Regions from separate parts of the Homo sapiens genome. Here region 2 is linked to region 1. Evidence: chromatin contacts called from ENCODE Hi-C or POLR2A ChIA-PET data. All regions are on one chromosome and are shown on one strand. Each heading gives the region's core, a stretch centred on a gene start or an enhancer-like site at or near the end of the contact. The rest is flanking DNA. Distances are from core to core; before and after follow the strand shown.

The links. Hi-C counts contacts between places; a loop is a spot of excess contacts on that map. ChIA-PET counts read pairs that join two places held with the same protein, here RNA polymerase II (POLR2A). Pooled maps may share reads with other maps.
Region 2: a pooled map shows a loop between it and region 1 (2.1-fold over the local background). The contact joins two enhancer-like sites. A Hi-C loop is called at or near these places in 1 of 168 maps with a recorded cell type or tissue (mammary epithelial cell) and 2 of 50 pooled maps. POLR2A ChIA-PET finds 5 or more read pairs at or near these places in 2 of 52 experiments (AG04450 and HEK293).

What each region holds. Positions count from the first base shown.
Region 1 is chr1:113,139,410-113,145,738 of GRCh38, reverse strand. No RefSeq gene overlaps it. Among named protein-coding and RNA genes, the nearest start is that of LRIG2, 69 kb to the right of the region's middle. RefSeq lists an enhancer at 4,764-4,933 and a cis regulatory region at 4,313-5,213. Within about 2 kb of position 4,763, at least 9 of the 41 ENCODE cell types and tissues checked have a DNase peak (open chromatin) inside an H3K27ac peak, as active enhancers do.
Region 2 is chr1:113,539,245-113,545,377 of GRCh38, reverse strand. The region is part of intron 1 of MAGI3 (membrane associated guanylate kinase, WW and PDZ domain containing 3); the gene reads right to left. Among named protein-coding and RNA genes, the nearest start is that of MAGI3, 150 kb to the right of the region's middle. RefSeq lists a silencer at 4,657-4,951. Within about 2 kb of position 3,082, at least 2 of the 41 ENCODE cell types and tissues checked have a DNase peak (open chromatin) inside an H3K27ac peak, as active enhancers do.

The sequences.
Region 1 (6,329 bases), core at 3,514-6,013:
CCAGTCCACTCATCTATAAAATGAATTGGTGGGTCTAAATAATTCCTAAATTTGGCCGGGCACAGTGGCTCACACCTGTGATCCCAGCACTTTGGGAGGCCGAGGCGGGCGGATCACCTGAGGTCAGGAGTTCGAGACCAGCCTGGCCAACATGGTGAAACCCCGTCTCTATTAAAAAATACAAAAATTAGCCAGGCGTGGTGGCAGGCGACTTAATCCCAGCTACCTGGGAGGCAGAGGCAGGAGAATCATTTGAACCCGGGAGGCAGAGGTTGCAGTGAGCTGAGATAGAGCCATTGCACTCAAACCTGGGGGATAAGAGCAAGACTTCTCTTAAAATAATAATAATAATAATTTCTAAATTTGATTATACATTATAATCACTTGAAGACATCACAAAATGCAGATTCCCGGACTCTGCCAATCAAATCCAAGTTTCTGGAAATGGAGGCTGAGAATCTGCATTTTACTAAACTCCTTAGAGGATCATGATGTTAGCCAGGCGTGGTGGCTCACGCCTGTAATCCCAGCACTTTTGGGAGGCTGAGGCCTATGGATCTCCTGAGGTCAGGAGTTCGAGACCAGCCTGGTCAACATAGTGAAACCCCATCTCTACTAAAGATACAAAAAAATTACCTGGGCATGGTGGCAGGCACCTGTAATCCCAGCTACTAGGGAGGCTGAGGCAGGAGAACCACTTGAACCTGGGAGGTGGAGGTTGCAGTGAGCCGAGATTGTGCCATTGCACTCCAGCCTGGGCAACAAGCGAAACACCGTCTCAAAAAAAAAAAAGTGGATCATGATGTTCAGTCAGGTTTGAAAGCAACTGACTAGATCAGCTGTAAGGCCCCTTTCAATATTCAGATTCCTAAGATACATTAATTATAGACTCATGGAGCAGAAAGGAGCTTTGAGTGGTCATGTGCCTTAGAGGACCAGGGCAGATGGCTGCTTTCCTGTGAGAAAGCTATGCTAGTGCTCTGGTGGCTCTTCCAGGGTTTAATTATCCCTAGCATTAGGAAGATATACTTTCTATCTAATCAAATGCTTCATCTCAGCAATTTACCTCCCACTCTGCTGGCTTTGTACTTAAGGGTGTAGAGAAGGGCTGGTCAGTTCCCTGTAGTGTAGCCCTTCATGTACTTGAGTGCTGTTGGAAGTCAGACTAGACCTGACATTATTACTGGTGAAAATGTCTCTTGACTTTGGGCTTTCCTTTCCATTCCCATTGCAACTGCCCAAGTTTAGGCTGCTAGCGTGTCTTGTTTGGACCATATAACACCTTTCTAACTAGTCTTCTGACCTCCAGTCTCTTCTCTATTCAATCTTCATGGTACAGTTATTTTCCTAACCCCCAGCCCTGAATGTATCACTTCTCCTGCCCACAAATCCTCCATGCCTCCCAATCAAAACGAAAGCCCTCATCCTGTCATTCAAGGCCTTTCAGAGCCTGACCCCACCTACACTTTTGCTTTCTTAGCTTATTACATTTCTCTTCCATAACTCCCTCAGGCCAAGAGCCTCCTTGGGCTACAATTTACTTTGCTGAATTTTTTTGACAGGTTTCCCAAACTTGAATAACCATGGAAGTCCCCTCCCCACCACTGCCTATGTTTCATGGCAAAATATTTACAAACATCTCATGGATACTAAGTGATTCACGGTACTCAGTTTGGGAAACACTCTCTCTGCCCTTCCTTCTGGTTGCCAGCGGCTTAACTATCTATTTCAAGAGCTTCCCAGGTCTTGAACTGCAACTCAAAATAACTATCTAATGTTGTCATACCTGCTACCTCTCAATCTGATTTTATTTTATTTATTTTATTTATTTATTTATTTATTTATTTATTTATTTATTTATTTATTTATTTTGAGATGGAGTCTCGCTCTGTCACCCAGGCTGCATCTCAGCTTACTGTAACCTCCCCCTCCCAAGTTCAAGCAATTCTCCTGCCTCAGCTTCCCGAGTTGTTGGGATTACAGGTGCCTGCCACCATGCCAAGCTAATTTTTGTATTTTTAGTAGAGATGGGGTTTTGCCATGTTGGCCAGGATGGTCTCGAACTCCTGACCTCAGGTGATCCGCCTGCCTTGGCCTCCCAAAGTGCTGGGATTACAGGCGTGAGCCATTGTGCCCAGTCCAATCTGACTGTTTTTAAATACTGAGAAGGCTCTACAGAGCTATGGAACGGGAACACTCCACTATCACCACTCTTACTCCTTCTTTTTCTTCTTTCCTGAGCTGATACCACATTTTCCTCAAGAGTTGAATTGCTCAAGGTCTATCATGATTTAATTAAATGAGCATAGTTGACCATTCAACCATCTTTGTTTTCCTAACTCCAAATAGCCTCCTGGAGCAGGTATGTATCTATGCCTCCTGGGGCTACTCCCTATTCCTGCACCTGTGACAGACATTGTTGGTGAATTACAGCACTTGCCTCTGGGGCCTAGATGTGATGATGGAGACTCAGAATCCAACTCAATACAATTCCCCAGGCAGGCTTTATCCATCAATCAGAGTTGGCATGCAGTTGAGACAGTCCTTACCATCAGTGACCTAGTTGATTAGCTAATGTGTTCACTAGAAAAGCTCTGTTTCAACTCCCTTATAGAACATAGAGTAGTTTCTAGTTGCATTCTGTCTACTCTAAGCCTTTCAGGCTAGAGGATTTGGGTTGTGGGTGAGGATCTATTATTAGTCTAATTTGGCATGAAAATTGGAGTAAGACTGCCAAGGTCAGAAAAGTTTCTCCTAAGAACCGCCCTAGAGCATTGTCTGCCTCCCATCTCTATTTCCTGCCAAAACCCACAGAAATGTCTGGTGAGCTAGCTGGTCTTTAGCCATAAGAAAGAGTACCATAGAGGCTACAAAACAAGTGACAAACTACCCCTGGAAGGATGAAACTCTGGGGCAGACAGCAATTGGAGATGCCTTGGATGTCCCAGAGCAGCGGCAAGGTTTTCCACTTGGCCTGAGCTGATGGAACCATTTGCAATGGAAAGCCTGATATCTTCGGTCAGGTAACAGGCTGCTCCAGTTTCTTCTCTCTTCTCCTCCCCCTCCTTCTCCTCTGAGTTGATCGCATTTCCTTGGTGATGTTCATGCTTAGTCAGTAGATCTTAGGGAACAAGTGTATACCCCATTGGGACCTTGTCCGTGTAAACTACTATGTACTAATTAATGTTTTCCTCTGTACTGCATCTTCCTTCCTCTCTTTCTGGCACAAGCATTTATTTAATACCTACTGTGTGTTAAGTGGTAAGCACTGCCGTAGAGAAAAAAGCCCTTGAATTCTGTCTGGAGCCACCTGGGGATGCTGTATATGAAACAAATGCCACAGCCCTCATTAGCAGAAAAATACACTTCAAGTTGCTTCCTGTCTTCTTTAGGCCTCAAGAAAGCTGTAACTGAGTGGGAAAATGTTGAAACCTCACAGCTAAAATGAGAGCATTCCAGGGAATTCTACAAAATCATGAAGTGCCTCCATCAGTTGAACACAAACCAATTCTCAAACCCAGGAAACCGTAACGAGAGATTGGGTGAACACTTCCTAGCTCTGACTTATTGCCAGGCATTGTTCTCATTGTTTTCTATATATTAACTCTCTAAATCCCCACAGTAATGTTATGAGTTAAATACTCTTATCATTTAAAAGATGAGAAATAGAGGCACAAAGAGGTTAAATGACCTACCCAAGCCTCAACAGCTAGGAAGTGGTAGAGCTAGGATTTGAACCTATATAGTCTCATCGCAGAGTCCTAAACTGCCTGAAATATGTACATTTAAGCAAAAAACAAAAAGTGCTGATTCATGGATTGGAATGGAGTGGGATGAGTAATAACTGGGTGGTGCTTTTTATCTCAATATGTTAGATCAGCTAAAGACAGAAGGGTTTTGATAGCTGAGGGGCCCAGTGTCTATCCCATACTTTAAGGAAGGCCTCAGAAAGGCCAGCTGCTCCCCTAGATCCACCCACAGCTCCTAGTGTCCCCTGACAGACAGCAGACTGGTGCCAGAGTAGTTTCATGTGGTTGAGAGCCAGATATGCAAACAGTTCTGCATGGGTCCCTTTATGCACTTACATACTGTATTTTTTACTAGAAAATGGTGACATATTTAGTACCTAGTGCAGCAATGTCGTAGGTCCTACAAGTATGAAGCCTAACTTCTAGAATGGACTCTACCACCTACTGTCCCTTGATTCAGTTCTTTGCAACTATAAATATTTATTCATTCAGTAAATAATTTTGAGACCTCCTCCATGCCAAGCAACATGCACTAATTTGAATTCAATAGTTGCCCTAAGGTACTCACTATTTGCTGGTGGTGACAGTCAGATAACGGGATCTTTATAAGCACTTCCGCACTGTGTCCTCAAAGTGTGCCAGGGAGTGAGGGAGGGCTCAACCTGTCCCTCTTCCCTAGGAGTCTGTGAGCAGCAAATGAGATCATACAGGGGAAAGGGCTTTGTAAATAGCAGAAGGTGAGAATGGGGTGTGTGAGGAGGTGGGGAAGAGGGGGAAGAAGGAGGAAGCAGAGGGAACGGGAGGCAGAAGGGAAGGAGGGGTGAAGGAGAAGAGAGGGAGTGGCAGGGGGAAGGAAGGGGAAGTAAAGTGGGAGGACTTCAACTAGGAGCTGGCTGCCTTTTCTGGAGACCTCGGGCAGGCAGCCGCCAAGCTGAGTGCTCCATCAGGGGCTGTGAGCCTGAGTGAGGCCTCACAGGAGTGAGGGAACCAAGCCTGAAGCTCAGGGCTCACTCTCCTAGCAGGCCAAGTCCAAACCTTGCAACCGTTGCCAGACTACTCTGGACTCCGTCCTAGTGGGGGCCTTAAACTCGTGTTATGTTGCTTGAGACTAGGTGCTTTCGCTGCTCCCCATGCACCCCAACCTCTTCAGGATCCCAGCTTGAAAAGTGACAAAGGCCAAGCTGTCCCTCTATTGTGATGCCCGATTTCTCATGAATCCCCTTATATAATGGTATCTCTGAGAAATGGTGGCTCGAGGTGACGCCAGCCACCACCATTCTCTGTACTGAATCGCCACCTAGAGGCCAGTTCTAGCCCAAACCAATGTGTAGGCCAAGTTTTCAATTTTGCCTCAAGATAGAAAACAAAACAAGAGTTATCTTTGAACAAAAAGATAAAAAGGCAAGAAAATGGCACAAGACCTTTAAAAGGACTCCATCAGTCCCTTCACCAACCCTGTGGTTTGCTGATGAGATATGCAAGGGCTGAAATGTCTCCACTTCTCAATGGGGCAGGATTTCCTCCATGGCTTGGGACCAATGTGAGAATGTCACTGTTTCTCACATATTCTAAAGTCTAGATTTGAAGAACAAATATGCCAAGAAAACCCTCCAGTTTGCCCTGCATGTCAGACCCCAGCCCATCTGCTCCTCTTCTTTCATGCCCAAATTCAGACACGTTGGCTAGCTTGGGAAGACAGCTCAGCAGAAGATAGGATGTCCTTTTTAGGAGAGTTTGCTAATTTGGCTTACATTTCTGGAATTAGATGCCCTACACTGAACATGAATACCCATTAATCCTGGACCATTTATTGGGAAGTAGTTGGATGAGTCTACAAAGGCATCGAAGGTAAGTTGATAGTTCAAAATGAGCATCAAGGCCGGGCATGGTGGCTCAACGCCTGTAATCCCAGCACTTTGGTAGGCCAAAGCGGGCAGATCACCTGAGGTCAGGAGCTCAAAACTAGCCTGGCCAACATGGCAAAACTCCGTCTGTCTACTAAAAATACAAAAATGAGCCGGATGTGGTGACAGGTGCCTGTAATCCCAGCTACTTGGGAGGGTGAGGCACGAGAATCACTTGAACCCGGGAGGCAGAAGCTACAGTGAGCCAAGATCGCACCACTGCACTCCAGCCTGGGCATCAGAGTGAGACTCTGTCTCAAAAAAAAAAAAAAAAAAGAAAAAAAAATGAGCATCGAGGTATTTTGGTCTGAAGAAAATCCAAGCTACATGGTTCCAGATCTTCAGTGCCCCAGCTTGAACAGTATCAGGAACAGCAGAGTACTAAGAAAAGTAAGCCAGGCTCCCAAACTGAGCAAGGACAGTTTTCTTAATCCTCTTTTTAAATTTTTTAGGTTTTTCTGTTCATTCCTTTGCCAGTCTAGTAATTCAGCTTCCCACTACTCAGCTTATTGAATTCTTAAGTATAATTGGAAAACAAGATACATAAAATATTCAAACTCTCATTATCAAAGCATCCTAGTTTGTGACTGCTTGGGGATAGCAGTGTGTGCAGTGTCCAGGGAATGCCCACAGAGGCTGCAATACATTTTTGCAGGCAAGCAGCTGCTGGTCCCTC
Region 2 (6,133 bases), core at 1,833-4,332, 400 kb before region 1:
TTCTCTAATCCAATAGCAATTATACAACTAAAAATAAAGCAAAAAAAAAATGAGGTCATTTTGGCATGTCTTATTCTTATAAATTCATATTGATTCATGGTGATCATCCCATTCTCTTCTAAACACAATATTTCATTTTTTTACAATCTCTTCAAATTTTACCACAGTTTAAAGTAGGGAATTGGTCTTGGGTTTTTGCAATATACTTTATTCCTTTTTGGAAACTAGGACATTTGTCTCTCTCTTGTCTCCAAGTATTTACCCCATATTCTCAGTGATTTTGTAAAAAAAAAACAAAACAAAACAAACAAACAAAAAACTATATTTTGTTAAAAAAAAAAAAGTGACAATAACCCTACGATTATACCTGAGTCCGTCAACTCCTGGGAGGCAATACATTTCAGTATTGAAAATTTAAATTCATTTAAAGTGAATGATACTCCATCTTCTCATATTTTTTGTTTGTTTGTTTAATTTCCTCTGTTTCAGGTTGTTTGTTTTACCTTTTACTATAGGAAAAGGATTTCTGCTATTGCAAGATTATAGAAGCAAAGTAAGAATTGTATAGGTCTGATTTTTACCTGTAAACAGACATTAAGAATATCTTCTTCAGACAGTGAGCTATCTCTTCCCTCTTGTTGCTCTTGCTCCAAACACAACCTTAAAAGCTCTTTGTGCACTCTGAGGCATCTTAGTTCCTTTTAAATTTTGGCCTTTGAAGAGAAAATTCTTAAATGTTTATTTCTTAAAGTCTTAGCACTGTATAACTGTGTGATGATTATGTGCTCCTTTCATCTATTAATCATGCACATCCTTTAAGAAACCTGAGCTGTTCAGGGCATTTTGTACACCTATAAGAATTTCTTCTAATAATTTTTCTTTTAGAACTCTCTAGCCTTGAAATCACAGCCATAGATGCTATAATCTTGCAAATATCTGTTTTCCTTAAAGGCAAAGGATGGGCATAACCATGTTTCAGTTCTCTTCTTTACAATGATGTCTGTAAGACAACTTGGTGACTTTCCCAATAAACTGTTCAATACAACCACATCAACACACAACCAATATTACAAACTAGTCCTTTTCCATTAGACCAGGACTCAGAATAGCAGTCCCTCTTATTACTTCTTCTACCTCATGAGATCTATAGCAGTAAGGGAAGCCTCCATGAAAGTGGTAAGATTAGCCTAATGCCAGACTGGCTCCCTGGCTCAAGGAAGGGGATCCCTAAAAAATAATAAATCAAACTGTCTACTTCTTTGTAAAAATAAAAGTATTTACAATGCTTTTCTAGATAATCAGTATCTATACATTTCATAGTAAAACATATTCATTCTATGACACAAAAGCTGTTCAAAAATACCATATACATTGTTAAACCTAAATTGTCAGCTATCTAAAGGCCAAGGCCATGGTTTATTTTTATTGATTTAGTTTAGTTTTTATAGATTTAGTGTGTACCTAGAAAATAGAATAAGTTAATCAGTTTAAATTTTTTTTTTTTTTTTTTTAGATGGGGTCTCACTCTGTCAACCAGGCTGGAATGCAGAGGTGCGATCTCGGCTCACTGCAACCTCCGCCTCGGGGGCTCCAGCAATCCTCCCACCTCAGCCTCCCAAGTAGCTGGGACCACAGGCACACGCCACCAGGCCAGGTTAATTTTTGTATTTTTGGTAGAGACAGTGTTTTGTCATGTTGCCCAGACTGGTGTCAAACTCCTGAGCTCAAGTGATCCGCCTGCCTCAGACTCCCAAAGTGCTGGCTGGGATTACAGGCATGAGCCACCATGCCTGGCCTTAATTTGTATTTTTAACTATTCATTTGACCCTCTCCATCCTTGAATACATGAAATTTTAGAAGACAGTGCTCACTTAACTGATACAGCACTCTTTAATAGTCTATCTACAAGTTTATGTTAAACTGTGTTTCTTCAACAATGAAACTGATTTTATTTTGGCTCAGTCAAAACACTAAAATAAATTCTTCATCAATTTCTTCAATTCTTCATTAAAGCAGCAAGCTCTATGAGTCTTTAAAGTAGGTTTTAATTATAGTTTATATGTCAATTCATCAAATTTTGTTCTTTATTTATTAACATTTTAAAACATATTCACAAAATGGTATCTGGACTGAAATATAAAATAAGGCTAAGCTAACCATTTGAATCGATTATCTTCTGGCACCATTGGGTATAACAAGTCTACAGCAGGAAAAGCCAAAAACACTTCTTTCTGTGGAAGAGGCATAGGAATGAGACAAGAACAAGAAATGGAAACACTGATGACTAGGGCTGTTATTTTAGAATTATTATCATTATTATATACATATTAATTATATTTATTATAGTATATGCTATATGTTTTAACTCACTCCTCATGATAACCTTTGAAGTAGGTGTTATTATTATTCCCATTTTATAGGTAAGAAGCTAAAGTATTGAGAAGTCAAGTAACTTGGCCAAGGTTACACTGCTAGTAAGTGACAGACCTGGGATGTGAACACAGTCAATCTGTCTTCAGAGCCTACACTGTAAACATTGTAAGCGCTGTCCTAGAATATCCCTGTTTCTTTCTCTCTCTCCCTCTCTCTTTCTCTGTGTGTTTGTGTGTGTGCACACGCGTATGTACCTGTGTGTGTAAGAGACATGGTCCCTTTTGATGAATTTCTTCTTTTGCATAAGCTTATAGAGTACAGGTTTCCTGTTTCATAACAGCCTACTTTTCCATGACACAGTCTAGTCATTTCTGAGTTCTGAGGAGTAGGTACTTAGGGCTAAACGCAGTGAATGAGAGTGAGCCCAAAGGGAACTTAAAGTCTTGCAGGGAAGATAAACATTGAAGAAGAAATTTCAAACGTGGAAACATTATAAAAGAGAAGTACAGGAGTTCCTCTTTATCTAACGTTTTGTCTTCCACGGTTTCAGTTACCCACAGTCAGCCTTGGTCTGAAAGTATTAAATGGAAAGTTCCAGACATAAACAATTAATGAGTTTTAGATTGCATGCCATTCTGAGTGCTGCAATGAACTCAACTCCCATACCGTCCTGTTCCATCCCGCCTGGGATGTGAGTCATCCCTTTGTCCTGCTGTATCATCTCTATATCCATGCCATACATGCTACCCACACATTAGTTACTCAGTAGCTATCTTAGTAGCTGTCTGGGTTATTAGATCAAAAAACATAGTATATGTAGGATCTGGTACAATCCATGGTTTCCGGCATCCACTGGGGGGTCTTGGGACATATCCCCCAAGAATAAGGAGGGGGGGACTACTGTACAGAGTATTGTGGGAATTTACAACTTAGATCCTAAATCTGGGAGTTATGGGAAGACTTCACTAAGTGCCATTGTAGCTGAAATCTGAAAGATAAATAGGAGCCAGCAAGGCAAAAAGGGCAGTGGGGGAAATGTTGGTAGAGGAAACAAGACATGCGACAGCACTTACTTGAGCTGGGGAAGAACACAGTGGTTAGAGGAACTGAGAGAAATCCAGTGTTGCTGGCTCTTAGAAAGTGAGGAAGAGTCCACACAATCTGAGATAAGAGTTCCATAGACCAGTAGGTTACGCAGAACCTTGTAACAATAATTTAAAAGAACATCCACTAACTCAGGTCTGACACTAAAACCCTTTGCAATTCCCATAAGCTAACAACTATCAACATATTCTTTCTGGTCACCTCTATATTCCACATCTGTGTTCAAATGCTTTCTCATTATTTCTAGTCTGTCTCCTACTTAAAAGAATATATCCAAGGTTTTAAACTCAGAAGGTTTATATCTACACATTTCTCTAAGTATGCCACGCTCGTTACAGGCAAGCAGGAACTTAATGGATTTTTAAAATAATTTATATAATTAAATTCCTCTCCAGTCCCAAGTGTGAAAAGCATTAAATACTCTGGAGTCTCTTGAGCCATTTCCATTTTTAAAACTAGTCAGTTTTTCAAGTTACAGTTTGAAGAAACAGACTAAAGCAATGAAGCAATGTTATTATATTCTACATAATAGAGCCACCACCTCAGCAGTCACAAGAAAGGCTCCTGCTAACAAAGGTCACATTCTTCGTCTATATTACGAATTATGGCAATAGTAAACATTAAAATGGGAGTGTCCACTTTCCATAGGTTCCTGGAAGGGGCCATCACAAATGTATTGGTCAGATTTCATCTGTTGCCCTGGGTCCTACATATCACTGGCATTTGAAGGTCAAGCCTGCTGGTTTCCTTACACATGCCCAGAAAGGTTTTCTTTTCTCTCTCCCCTTCCTTCTTATTTCTTACATTCCTCCACTTCATCCTTCCTTTATTATTTTTTAATGCATTTATAATCAGAAGAATTATAATCATAGCTAGAGAAAGAACTCTTTGGCTTAAGCAGCCTATACATCTGGAAAATCCATGAGCTCTACCAAACTAAAAATATATATTCTAAAAGTCTAACACTGTTTATCACATGTAGAATTCCACATTAATGCAGCATCAAAATTGCTCCCTTATATTCAAATTATGTATAACTAAAACCCATCATGCTGTGGACTTTTTTTTGTTTTTATGATTTTTATTTGCTTAAAAAAGCAAGTGTTTCTGTGTATGATGTATTTACAAATAACAATCATTTCTCTAAAAAACTGTCAGACACATGGCCAGGGATCTGAGATGTAAAGAAAAAGAGGTGGTGCCCCAGAGGAAAATGCTATTGCATCTATATCTATATTCTCACTTCTGAGGCAACTACACCAGTCTGTCAACACCCAGCTCTACCCTTCTAACCTCCACACCCAATTGTTTTATCTAGTGGTTTCAGTTTTGTGTCTACTCTAACTAGTGCTCTACAGTGCTGTGTACACATAAATCTACAGTGCTGTGTACACATAAATAAGGTTAAAGCAAAAGACCTGCACATTGACCGCTTGTCCACCTGCTCTGAAAACAAGACGTGGGCAGAACTCTGGAGTCCACACTAAGAAGGTCATCTTTTCATCTCTCCTCCCCATTGGTTCTTGCCACAGAACAGTGGGTACGTGTCTGCTTCCCTCACTGGATCTTAAGCATGTGTGAAGTCAGAAATTATGTTTTGTGTGTCTCTGTATCCTCCAAAATATCTAGCATAGTGCTAAATAAACGCTTGTCTTAAACGTGCAAAAATGACATTTTAAATAATGTGATTGTTATACTGATAGTGTTTCCAATAAATTCATATTAGAAAAATACTTTTACTGTAGACTTCAAAGACACACAAACCCTTTCACTAAGCAACATCATTAAAAGTAATGTTTTGGCCAGGTATGGTGGCTCACACCTGTAATTCCAGCACTTTTGAGAAGCTGAGATGGGTGGATCGCTTAAGCCCAGGAGTCCGAGACCATCTCTATTTTTTGTAGAGATGGGTAAAATGCTGTCTGTATTTTAAAAATACAAAAAATTAGCTGGGCGTTGTGGTGCACACCTATAGTCTTAGCTACCTGGGAGGTTGAAGAGGGAGGATCACCTAAGCCAGGGAGGTCGAAGCTACAGTGAGCCATGATCGCACCACTGCACTCCAGCATGGGGAACAGAATGAGATCCTATCTCAAAAAAAAAAAAAAAAGTAATGCTTCAATATATGACAATGCAGTCCAATGCTCATGATATATTTTAAATGAAAAAAAGCAAGTTACAAAATAAAATATTTGGTATGAATCCAAATTAAACATAACTGAATATATGCAAATACCTAATGCTAGATGACGAGTTAGTGGGTGCAGCGCACCGGCATGGCACATGTATACATATGTAACTAACCTGCACATTGTGCACATGTACCCTAAAACTTAAAGTATAATAATAATAAATTAATTAATTAAAAAAAATGTAAGCGACACACATAAAACAAACTCATTCTTAAATACTTAACAATACTTAAGGTATTATCAAAGGATGTAATTACCTTGTGATTTTGAAAAGCATTTTAAATAAACTTTTTGCTTTTTCTTTTTTTTTTTTTTCTGAGACGGAGTCTCTCTCTGTCACCAGGCTGGAGTGCAGTGGCGTGATCTTGGCTCACTGCAACCTCCACCTCCCGGGTTCAAGCAATTCTCCTGCCTCAGCCTCCCGAGCAGCTGGGACTACAGACGCACACCACCACGCCCAGCTA